Regions from separate parts of the Homo sapiens genome. Here region 1 is linked to region 2. The links are chromatin contacts, found by Hi-C or POLR2A ChIA-PET in ENCODE. All regions are on one chromosome and are shown on one strand. The core of a region is the stretch at or near the end of the contact, and the rest is flanking DNA. Distances in the headings are between cores, read along the strand shown. Region 1 has its middle 24 kb from the start of RNU6-1. Region 2 has its middle 100 kb from the start of RNU6-1.

Region 1 (5,806 bases), core at 1,627-4,126, 75 kb before region 2:
TTAAGGTCCAGACAGTGAATATTGTAGACTTTGCAGTCTCTGTTGAAACCATTCAACTCTACCACTGCAGTGTGAAAACAGCCACAGACAGCACATAAATACATGAGCATAGCTGTGTTCCAATAAAACTTTACTTATAAACATTGAAATTTGAATTTCATACAGTTTTCATGTGTCCTGATGTATTACTCTCTCTTTTTTCTTTTTTGAGACGGAGTCTTGCTCTGTTGCCCAGGCTGGAGTGCAGTGGCGCAATCTCAGCTTACTGCAACCTCTGCCTCCTGAGTTCAAGTGATTCTCCTGCCTCAGCCTCCTGAATAGCTGGAATGACAGGCACACACCACCACACCTAGCTAATTTTTGTATTTTTAGTAGAGACAGGGTTTTGCCATGTTGGCCAGGCTGGTCTGGAACTACTGACCTCAGGTGATCCACCCGCCTCGGCCTCCCAAAGTGCTAGGATTACAGGCGTGGGCCACAATGCCTGGCCAATATATTACTCTTCTTTCAACTTTTTTAAGAACATTAAAGCCATTCTTAGCTCTCAGACCAAGCAGAAACCAGTGGTGAGGGACCAGATTTAGCTTTGCAGCCTGTAGTCTGCCTGCTGTTGGCCTAGGGCATGAACACGTATGCTGAGAAAGAAGATGGTTGACAAGGAGGCTGGACAACTGGGTCCATGGGCCAGGCCAGGGACACTTCTGGGGCTGCTATGCAGGCTTGTCACTCTAGCTGCTTCTTCTCTAGCCATTCAGATCACCCTCTTCAGTCTACACCCTCCTGAAGAAGAAGCTCAGGACCCATGAGTGGGCTTAAGTGCTTGGAAATGATGACATGTCTAGTCTTGCCTTCCAAAATTTAGCCTTGGACTGCCTTGATGCAGCCGCTCCTGACGCTTCTAGGGGCAGCTGTCCTGCCCCTATCCCCTGTGAAAAGCAGATTATGAAAGCCCACTCATCCCACCCCACACAACCCAGGACCCAGAGGCCAGGGAGAGAATAGGCTGGCTGCAGCCGCTGACTCATGCCCTGGCATGAAGGCATGAACTTGTTCGAGAGGGATCTTAAAAGATACAGTAGGAAGCTGCAGTTACAAGTGGGCTCTGTGGCTGGGTGTGGTAGCTCACACCTGTAATCTCAGCACTTTGGGAGGCCGAGGCAGGTGGATCACTTGAGGTCAGGAGTTCAAGACCAGCCTGGCCAATATGGTGAAAACCTATCTTTACTAAAAATACAAAAACCAGCAAGGTGTGGAGGCATGTGCCTGTAGTCCCAGCTACTCGGGAGACTGAGGCAGGAGAATTGCTTGAACCCGGGAGGTGGAGGTTGCAGTGAGCCGAGATTGTGCCACTGCACTCCAGCCTGGGGAACAGAGTGAGACTCTATCTCAAAAAAAAAAAAAAAAAAAAGTGAACTCTGTGACTGGAAGGTTGAGTAGATTCAGGGACCAGGGTAGTTGTAGGAGGCCAGATGTCAGTTGAAGTTGGGGGAATGGAGATTGGTGGAAGAGATAACAGTGGGTATCCTGGAGACAGAGATTGACCGACTGACTGGCTGAAAGAGAGACAGACACAGCAGGTGAATCCCAGACCTGCCTTGTTTCTGGCCCTTCCTGAGGCTTGACTAGGGGGTCTTCACTGTAACTTCATAGCCCCCTTCCCCTATACCTGGGGTAATCTGGGTAATCCCAATGCTTCTCCAATACGTTCTATCAAACCAGAAGCTGTGGAGCAGGTAATTTCTTTCTATTTATTTATTTTTGGATTGGTATAAATTTATGGGATACAAGTATAATTTTGTTACATGCACAGAATTCGTAGTGGTGATGTCAGGCTTTCAGGGTATCCATCACCCAAATAACATACATTGTACCCATTAAGTGAATTCTCATCATCCATCCCCACATCCCCTTCTCTGCGTCCACTATCATTCATACTCACACCCATATGTATACATTATTTAGTTCCCACTTATGAGTGAGAACATGAGTATTTGTCTTTCTGTGTCTGACTTTTTTCACCTAACAACCTCCAGTTCCATCCATGCTGCTGCAGAAGACACAATTTCATTCATTTTTGTGTCTGAACACGATTCCATTGGGTATACAGATCATATTTTATTTATCCAATCATCTGTTGATGGAGACGTAGGTTGATTCCATGTCTTGGAGGACGTCATTTCCGCTGTTGGCGGAACTCATCCTGAGCTTCTGATCTTACTCTCCAAGGGAACTCTGCACTTCATGTTGGGGACTTTTTGCTGTCTTGGTGTCTGCAGGTTGGAATCTTGCTTCAGCCACAAAATTTCAGTTGGGTGGTCTGGGTCTCACTTCCCTCACCTCTTAAATGGCTGTCCTGCATCATGCACCATTTACTATGACAATGTTGACCTTTATCTGAGCCCTGTGCCTCCAGAAGGCAGCGACGATAAAGTTCTCCAACCTCTTTAAGTTCCAAGGAAAGAGCTAAGCCACAAAGGACCACCTTAAGCTCGCATCCCAAGGAAATACGGATCTCCATCCTTTCTTACTATTCCCTAAGATTCGCTGATGACTCCATTGTTTACCTGCCTCTCTAAAACCCCAGTCCCCTTTGAGATGCTCCTCATTAATGAACGTTCTCCCTATTGCAATGGCCTGAATGAAATCTTAACTGTCTGGGGCTTTTGGCGTTCACAATGACCATAATTGTGCTATTGTAAGCGTCAATCGGGGGCGCAGCCGGAGTCCCAGGTCCCAGTCCTGGCTTCCCCATGTCAGGCTTCCCCTTCGGGCCGGTTTCAGGTCTCAATTGGGAGCTCCCTAAGGGCCCCTGGCTTAGAATATGTGTGAGTGGCAACCCAGTCCCTCAACCCCTGCGCGGGGAGCCGGGGCAGAGCGAACTGCTGTAACTTTCGCACGCCGCCACCAGAGGGCGGCGGCTCCGCGGAGGAGGGCCCCAGCCTCTGCGCCGGCTCGCGCCCGCAGTGCCTTTAAAACGTGCGTTGGAAGTAGACGCCACGCAGCCTGCTTTCCAGAGTCCCGGCGTTTCCCCTCTTCCACCGCTGCACTCCAGGGGCCTCCCTTACGCGTCCGCACGCGGCGAGTCCTTCCACTATGCAGGGCGCGCCGCAGGACTCTTGAGTGGGCGGGAAGGCTGGAAAGCCAGCCTGGAGCTTCTGGTCTCTAGTGCTGTGCAGGGCACAAGGTCCCTGCCCCTCCCGCGGCCGCTGGCCTCTCTTCTCCTTAAGCCAGGTCGAAGGATTCCTGAGGCAGCGGGAAATGGGGAGGAGGGACAGGAGTCCCAAGACCACTGTCTTGGGTGCGGGATTTAACCAGTCACACCCGTCAGCCCCTTGGAACGTCACAGTGTTCCCTTAAAGTGGGCAAGACAAGAACTGTTGCCCCGTCTGAAAGTGGGCAAACGGGCTCCCAAAGAAAAAAGTTGATTAGGAGAGCTAGTAAATGGCAGAATTAGGACAGGAACTCAGTTCTCCTAGGCCCAGACTTGGAGCTCTTGGGGTGGGGCAGCACAGAGATGGCTGTCTGCCTGGCGTAAGTAAACTGGTCCCTTCAGCAGAAACGGGCGCTGCACATCCTCTTCCCGCAGGACGGCGACCCCTGGACATCAAAATGCAGCCACTTTTGGACTCAAATTGTAGAGTTCTTTTTTGTTGTTGTTGTTATTTATGTATGTATTTATTTATTGACACGGAGTCTCGCTCTGTCACCCAGGCTGGAGTGCAGTGGCGCGATCTTGTGTCACTGCAACCTCCACCTCCCGGGTTCAAGCAATTCTCTTGCCTCAGCCTCCCGAGTAGCTGGGACTACAGGCGCCCGCCACCACGCCTGGCTAACTTTTGTATTTTTAGTCGAGACGGGGTTTCACCATGTTGATCAGGCTGGTCTCGGACTCCTGACCTCGTGATCCACCCGCTTCGGCCTCCCAAAGTGCTGGGATTACAGGCGTGAGCCACCGCACCCGGCCCAAATTGTAGAGTTCTATGTACAGCCACGTTTCCATGATCTTTTTTTGTTGTTTTTGTTTTGTTTTTGTTTGAGACACAGTCTCACTCTGTTGCTCAGGCTGGAGTGCAGTGATGCGATCTTGGCTCACCGCAACGTCCGCCTCCCAGGTTCAAGTGATTCTCTTGCCTCAGCCTCCTGAGTAGCTGGGATTACAGGCGCACACCACCACGCCTGGCTAATTTTTGTATTTTTAGTAGAGAGGAGGTTTCACCATGTTGGCCAGGCTGCTCTCGAACTCCCAGCCTCAAGCGATCCACCACCTCGGCCTTCCAAAGTGCTGGGATTACAGGTGTGAGCCACTGCGCCCGGCGTGTTTGCTTTTTAAAGTGCATATGTCTACATACACATTTTAGAGGCAAATAGAAATACAAAAGCCAAACTGTCCACAGTGGCTGTCTGTGGCAGTTGGAGTAGCAGTAATGGAAATTGCATTTTCTCTGTATTGTCCAAAATATTCACTACTAGCATATATAAATCAGAAAGAGGAGCAATGATTCAGGACTTCTGTTTGACAAAATGATAATAATAATAATTCCTCTTTAAATAATTGGAAAATACAGGCTGGATGCAGTGGCTCATGCCTGTAATCCTAGCACTTTCGGAGGCCGAGGTGGGAGGATCCCTTGAGCCCGGGAGTTTGAAACCAGCCTGGGCAACATGTCAAAACTCCATCTCTACAAAATAAAAAATAAAAATAAATAAAAATGGGAAAATAAAGAGAATGAAGAAAATAAAATTCATCAGTACCCCCTGCCAAATATTGGTATTTTTCTTTCTGGTTGGTTTCTTTCTCTACAAAATGTGAATAACGGTATTAACTGTACAGGAATGTTGTGAGGATTGAGTGAGAGAACGTATATAATAGTTAACATTCCAGAAGTGTTAGCTATTTTTATATGTAACAAAATCAGCACCAGACTGTATCTACTGTTTCTGTGCTGCCGTCTTCACAGCCAACATTGCTTCATGAACAGTTTCCCATTCAATTATGCTTTTTAAAATTGTATTTTTAGTGATAGTACAGTATTTTATTACATTTAAGTACAATTTATTTAAGTTATCCCCTATTGTTAAGCCTTTAGATTGTTTCCAATTTTTGCTGTTAAAATAACAGAGAGATTAACATCTTTAAACATCTACCTTTGTCAGCATTTCTGATTATTTCCTTAGATGAATTTTTTAGAGGTAGGATTACTGGGACAAAGGGTGCAAATATTTTTCAGGCTTTTGACTCAGGTTACCAAATTGCTTCCCAGAAAGATCTTGCCAATTTACATTCCCACCTGCAGTGCGTGAGAATGTCTGCCCCACAGCACACAAAGGAGGGATTTTATTTTGGGATGGGTGAGATTTGAGTCTGTTGCTGAACCGAGGAAAATGAGCCCCCCAAGCCCCATAGCGAGGTAGAGTTTAAACTTCGGGACAGAGAGGGGATGTCAAAACAGGCAAAGTCCATGGGAGAAAGGGAGGGGATTTGGAGCAGGTTTACAGAGATTGTCTTGGATTTAAGAAGGGACACCTTGTGTTTGGAGACTGATGGAAAGAGGTATGATTGGGTGTAGACAGAATCATTGTAAGGAGGTAGGTGGATTCAAGAGGCTAGTCCCTAGTGGCTACCTTTTCTCAGTCAAGTAGGAGGTTGGGTCATCTATCCAAAGGTAATAGGTGAGCCTGAGAAGGGGACTTGAGGAGAGAGGTGCGACCCTTTAACTTGAGGACAATAAAAGAGTTGACTGTCCAGTTGAGGGTGATGACTTTGAGTTTGTCATGGCACCATTCTGCAGAGCTGTGGGTACTTTCT
Region 2 (5,351 bases), core at 115-2,614:
ATGTAAAGAACAAATGGTGAGCCATCACATTTGTACATCAGTACAAGGATGGCATGAAATTTTCCTCCACAGCTGCAGCTGATACCACAGGGAGGCTGAGGGGATGTGATACAGGGCACTTGAAGTGTCTACTCTACCCCATTTTACAGATGAGAAACTAAGTCTCTGAGAGGTTAAATTGCTCAAAAACACAGTGCTGGCAAGTGGTCGATCTAAGGTTAAAATCCGGATCTGTCTGACTTGAAAGCCCATGTTCTTTAATACCTATATTGTACAGATAAGGAGGCTGGGAACAGAGAGATTAAGTGGCCTCTTGTTGCATCTTGGACTTTCTGGGAGGTAGATTCTGAGACAGATTGTCATGCAGGAAGTGTATTGGGAAGTGTTCCCAGGATCAACACCCTGAGGGGGAGTGGAGAAGGCAGGACTGGGCAGAGGGAGAGGCTGGGCTGTGATGCTATCACTATACCTCTGGAGTGCTCTGCAGAGGTGTCCCCTGTTGGCAGCAGGGGGCGGAGCCTTGATATTCCTGCACAGAGGCAGTCCTTGGGCTGCCCCAGGAAGAGGACATCACCTTGAGAGAGAAGCTCCTCTTCAGCCAAGGGCAGTTCCCCTGGGAGACTCTGCCTACCACTGTCAGCCTTTGATACTTCCGGCTGCTGGGGGGAATGACTGCTTCAGGCCTGGTAGAGGGGATCTGGGGTGATGTACCCCAGCATCCACTATCCCTCTTTAGGGTCCTTCAGCTAGTGGGCAACACAAAAGTAGGTCCTCTGACTCTAAAACTAACATAGTCCTGCTTTTCCAGCTCCATAATAGGTCCACTATCTCCGAGTGAACAACCAAGACTATGGGATCATTGATTGGAAAAGAACTGTAATCCACTCAAACTTGATCAAATTAGGAGAGAGTGTTGGTAATAGGAATCTTAGCTGAGGAGAGGGAAAAGATTTCATTCATTCAAAAATATGTATTGAGTGATTACCATACACCAAGCTCCATTCTCAGTGTTGGGGAGACAACAAGAATAATCAAAGCTCCTGCTCATGCAGAACCCTTTCTAATGGAGAAGGTGTCGGGGAAGGCCCAGTCCTCCTGGAGACCAGGAACAACCTGCCTCCTTAAGAGATGGAGGAGCCAAATCTGTGTCTCATCTTTTCGTAAATGTCTGTAGGAGAATAATACTGAGTTAATTTCTCATCTGTTTATCTGCCATATACAAGTAAATGCATAGGGAAAGGTTGGTAACAGTTGTTACCTCTGGGGTGGGAGTAAAATGGATGGAACACGGGAGTAAAGGAGAGCTTGACTTTTCTCTCTCTCTTTGCTGCCCCTCCTTTCTTTTCGCTAGTTCCTCATTTTGCTAGTGTACCCAGGTTCTAACTACTGCGTATAAAGGCAGTGTCAGAGACGGCCCCTGCTTTCTTCCCAGCTCTAGTTTCAGGCCTGAAACGGCAGCTGGAATTTCCCTGCCCTGTCTCCTCTTTTCTTCCTCTCTAGAGACTCCTCTTGCTGTCAGCTGAGAAGGGGGAAGCAGTCACCTGGAGATTCTGTAAAATAGGCCACACATTTGGGAGATTTGGGAAAATAGAAGAGAGTCATTTTGCAGGCTTTAGTCCTTTATATATTTCTGCATTACTTGAATGTTTCATAGCAAGTGTGATTTGTGCATTATACATTTAGCTGTTGCTGTTGTGGAGGTTTTTAGTTTTTTGGGGTTTTTTTTTTTTTTGAGACAGAGTCTCACTCTGTCACCCAGGCTGGAGTGTAGTGGCATGATCTCGGCTCACTGCAACCGCTGCCCCCTGGGTTCAAGCGATTTGCCTGCCTCAGCCTCCTGAGTAGTGGGAGGGATTACAGTGTGCACCACCACGGCTGGGTAACTTTTGTATTTTTAGTAGAGGGGTTTCACCATGTTGGCCAGGCTGGTCTCAAACTCCTGACCTCAGGTGATCCACGCGCCTCAGCCTCCCAAAGTGCTGGGATTACAGGCATGAGCCACCATGCCCAGCCAGTTGTAGAGGTTTTGTCTGTTTGCTTCTGCGTTTTGACGTTGCAGATGGAAGACTCTGGCTGACAAACCAGGCCTGGCTCGAGACTTTCTTTTTTTTTATTTATGTATTTTTTAATTATACTTTAAGTTCTAGGGTACATGTGCACAACGTGCAGGTTTGTTACATATGTATACATGTGCCATGTTGGTGTGCTGCACCCATTAACTCGTCATTTACATTAGGTATATCTCCTTACGCTATCCCTCCCCTTTCCCCCCACCCCACGACAGGCCCCGGGGTGTGATGTTCCCTACCCCGTATCCAAGTGTTCTCATTGTTCAATTCCCACCTATGAGTGAGAACATGGAGTGTTTGGTTTTCTGTCCTTGTGATAGTTTGCTGAGAATGATGGTTTCCAGCTTCATCCATGTCCCTACAAAGGACATGAACTCATCCTTTTTTATGGCTGTATAGTATTCCATGGTGTATATGTGTTACTTTTTCTTAATCCAGTCTATCATTGCTGGACATTTGGGTTGGTTCCAAGTCTTTGCTATTGTGAATAGTGCCGCAATAAACATACGTGTACATGTGTCTTTATAACAGCATGATTTATAATCCTTTGGGTATGTACCCAGTAATGGGATGGCTGGGTCAAATGGTATTTCTAGTTCTAGATCCTTGAGGAATCGCCACACTGTCTTCCACAATGGTTGAACTAGTTTACAGTCCCACCAACAGTGTAAAAGTGTTCCTATTTCTCCACATCCTCTCCAGCACCTGTTGTTTCCTGACTTTAATGATCACCATTCTAACTGGTATGAGACAGTATCTCATTGTGGTTTTGATTTGCATTTCTCTGATGGCCAATGATGATGAACATTTTTTCATGTGTCTGTTGGCTGTATAAATGTCTTCTTTTGAGAAGTGTCTGTTCATATCCTTCGCCCACTTTTTGATGGGGTTGTTTGATTTTTTTTCTTGTAAATTTGTTGAAGTTCTTTGTAGATTCTGGATATTAGCCCTTTGTCAGATGGGTAGATTGTAAAAATCTTCTCCCATTCTGTAGGTTGCCTGTTCACTGTGATGGTAGTTTCTTTTGCTGTACAGAAGCCCTTTAGTTTAATTAGATCCCATTTGTCAGTTTTGGCTTTCGGGACTTTCTATGGTAAAGACCTCTAGGCCTAGCACCTGCTTGTGGCGAAATTGTGAAAGTGGTCAGGCTACCTCTGGGAACCTTTTGTGGCCATACCCCCTCCTGTTCTCCTGAATGGTTCTAATTCTGATTGTGGGTTATCCCGCAGAGGTGAGGACTAAGCTCTGATTTTTTGATCTTGCCCAAATTCTTATCTAAGGGGTCTGGGGAATCATGCCCTACAAACCATACATTCTTATCAGATGAGTTTTATTTAACCCTGTATATCATGACTTACTTTCCAATCTGACTCTCATATAACAAGAAAGAAAATCAAAATATTTAACCCTAAATATGTTTCCTAGCCATTTCTTGAAATTGCCCTGCAAAGTCTCTTGTGGGAAAAATCCACATTCTATAAAGAATCTCTTTTCCCCTTTGTTTTCCTTCCTTCCTTTCCAGATCCAGGAGATAATCAGCTAGAACCAGACACCCTTTTAGGTCTGATAAGAAACATTTTACAACTTGCTCTCTCTGAAGTCTGCTATCTGAGAGCTTCCTCTATACAATAAAACTTGGTTTCCGCAATCCTTTATTTTAACCTGAACATTTCCTTTCTATTGATCCCAGATCTTCAGATAAACTCAACCAGTTGTCAACCAGAAAATGTTTATATTTACCTATAGCCTGGAAGCCCCCACCTTGACTTGTCCCTCCTTTCTGAACCAAACCAATGTATTTCTTAAATGTATTTGATTGATGTTTCATATCTCCCTAAAATATATAAAACCAAGCTCTACCCTGACCACCTTGGGCACATGTTCTCAGGACCTCTTGAGGGTTGTGTGACGGGCCATGGTCACACATATTTGGCTCAGAATAAATCTCTAAAAATGCTTTACAGAGTTTGACTCTTTTTGTCAACAGAGGACAAGTGTGTCTCCAGGTAGGCTTTCTTCCCTTGGGCTTTTGAACTTCACAGTGGACCTTCTTGCTTGGGGTGAGAGGCCTGTGTCCTGAGGAAGGAACATGCAGCAGCAGCTGGTGACGCTGGTGATTTGGTGATGGCACATTCTCCCTAGAGATGACCCGTGAGTCCCCTGGGGAGAGCGAGGCTGGCTTTGGAGAAAAGTCATGGGATCCATAGTGGATAGGCATGAACTGCTCTTGCTCAGCACTCAATGGCCACTTTTCTGGTGACAGCACTACAATTTTGCTTTAGTGATTGACCTGTCTTGCATTTAATACAGCCTTGGTAAGATTGCCATTCAAGGGACCCCACTACCCTGGGCCAGGAAATGGGCCATGTGACCTAAATTAGGTCAATCAGATGCTGTCTTCTAGGAACTTGAATTTTGAGGGACTGATACAAAAACAGAAAATGTTTGGGGCCAATTCATCCTAATTCTGGCAGTCCAAGGCAACAGACCACTGGTTGCTGCTTTCCAGATTCCTCAAACTGCCCTCCTGCCTGTCCTTCTGGAGCATGGAGCTTCAGCTTTTCCTTCATCTTTCTGTTGCCTCACTCTTCCAATAAAGAACTTTCAAAGTAAGTTACCCAGAATCGATTTCTGTTGCTTACTACCTAAGACCCCTGACTAATACAGCATCCATACCATCTAGGCCTTTGAAGACCTATCACCTCCCCAAAAAGCTCAGGCTTTTCAGGTGTGCTGTGTATGTTTCATGGTGTTTTATGTATGCTGTGGATATGGAGTGGTCAGGGGATGAGCAGGGCAGGTTGGGTGTTAGGGACTAAGAGAGATGTCAGTGTCAGCCAGGTTCATATCCCACATTCCTGAGCCATGCTGTCAGACTGGGAGGTGCAACACCCACGGGAGGGGTCCAGGGCTGAGTATAGGCAGAGCATGAAACCACAGGCTGAACACACTACGTTTTCTGGAGGTGCCAATTTGAAGATTTTATGGCAGGTGGGGAGACACAGGTTTTTTTTTTTTAATTTAAAATTGAATATGTATATATTTTGGCATAGAATACAAGAATCTGTGGGAATTTTTATGAGAACACAAGCATGCACTAAGAAATTTCCATCTGGCAGAAAGTCAATTCCATATACGTATCTAGACCTCTTGGCAGTACACATTTGCTCTGCAACTATAAAGGGTTCTTTGGTGGAAATTTAGAGAAACACAGACCTATGGTATTGAGAGCTTCAACTAAACCACAGACTGTTCTAATGTAGGTGCCTCCTCTGTCTGCCC

Evidence for each region. A loop is a pair of places that touch in the nucleus more often than their neighbours do. ChIA-PET counts read pairs that join two places held with the same protein, here RNA polymerase II (POLR2A). Pooled maps may share reads with other maps.
Region 1: a loop to region 2 is called in a map of GM12878, with 5 times the contacts of the local background. The contact joins two enhancer-like sites. A Hi-C loop is called at or near these places in 8 of 168 maps with a recorded cell type or tissue (Caco-2, GM12878, HepG2 and 4 more), 24 of 37 single-sample maps with no recorded cell type and 10 of 50 pooled maps. POLR2A ChIA-PET finds 5 or more read pairs at or near these places in 4 of 52 experiments (GM10248, GM12878, HepG2 and 1 more).

What each region holds. Positions count from the first base shown.
Region 1 is chr15:67,860,680-67,866,485 of GRCh38, forward strand. No RefSeq gene overlaps it. Among named protein-coding and RNA genes, the nearest start is that of RNU6-1, 24 kb to the left of the region's middle. RefSeq lists an enhancer at 2,038-2,127. Within about 2 kb of position 2,877, at least 13 of the 41 ENCODE cell types and tissues checked have a DNase peak (open chromatin) inside an H3K27ac peak, as active enhancers do; they include GM12878, where a contact is called at or near this core.
Region 2 is chr15:67,936,912-67,942,262 of GRCh38, forward strand. No RefSeq gene overlaps it. Among named protein-coding and RNA genes, the nearest start is that of RNU6-1, 100 kb to the left of the region's middle. RefSeq lists an enhancer at 381-550. Within about 2 kb of position 1,365, at least 2 of the 41 ENCODE cell types and tissues checked have a DNase peak (open chromatin) inside an H3K27ac peak, as active enhancers do; they include GM12878, where a contact is called at or near this core.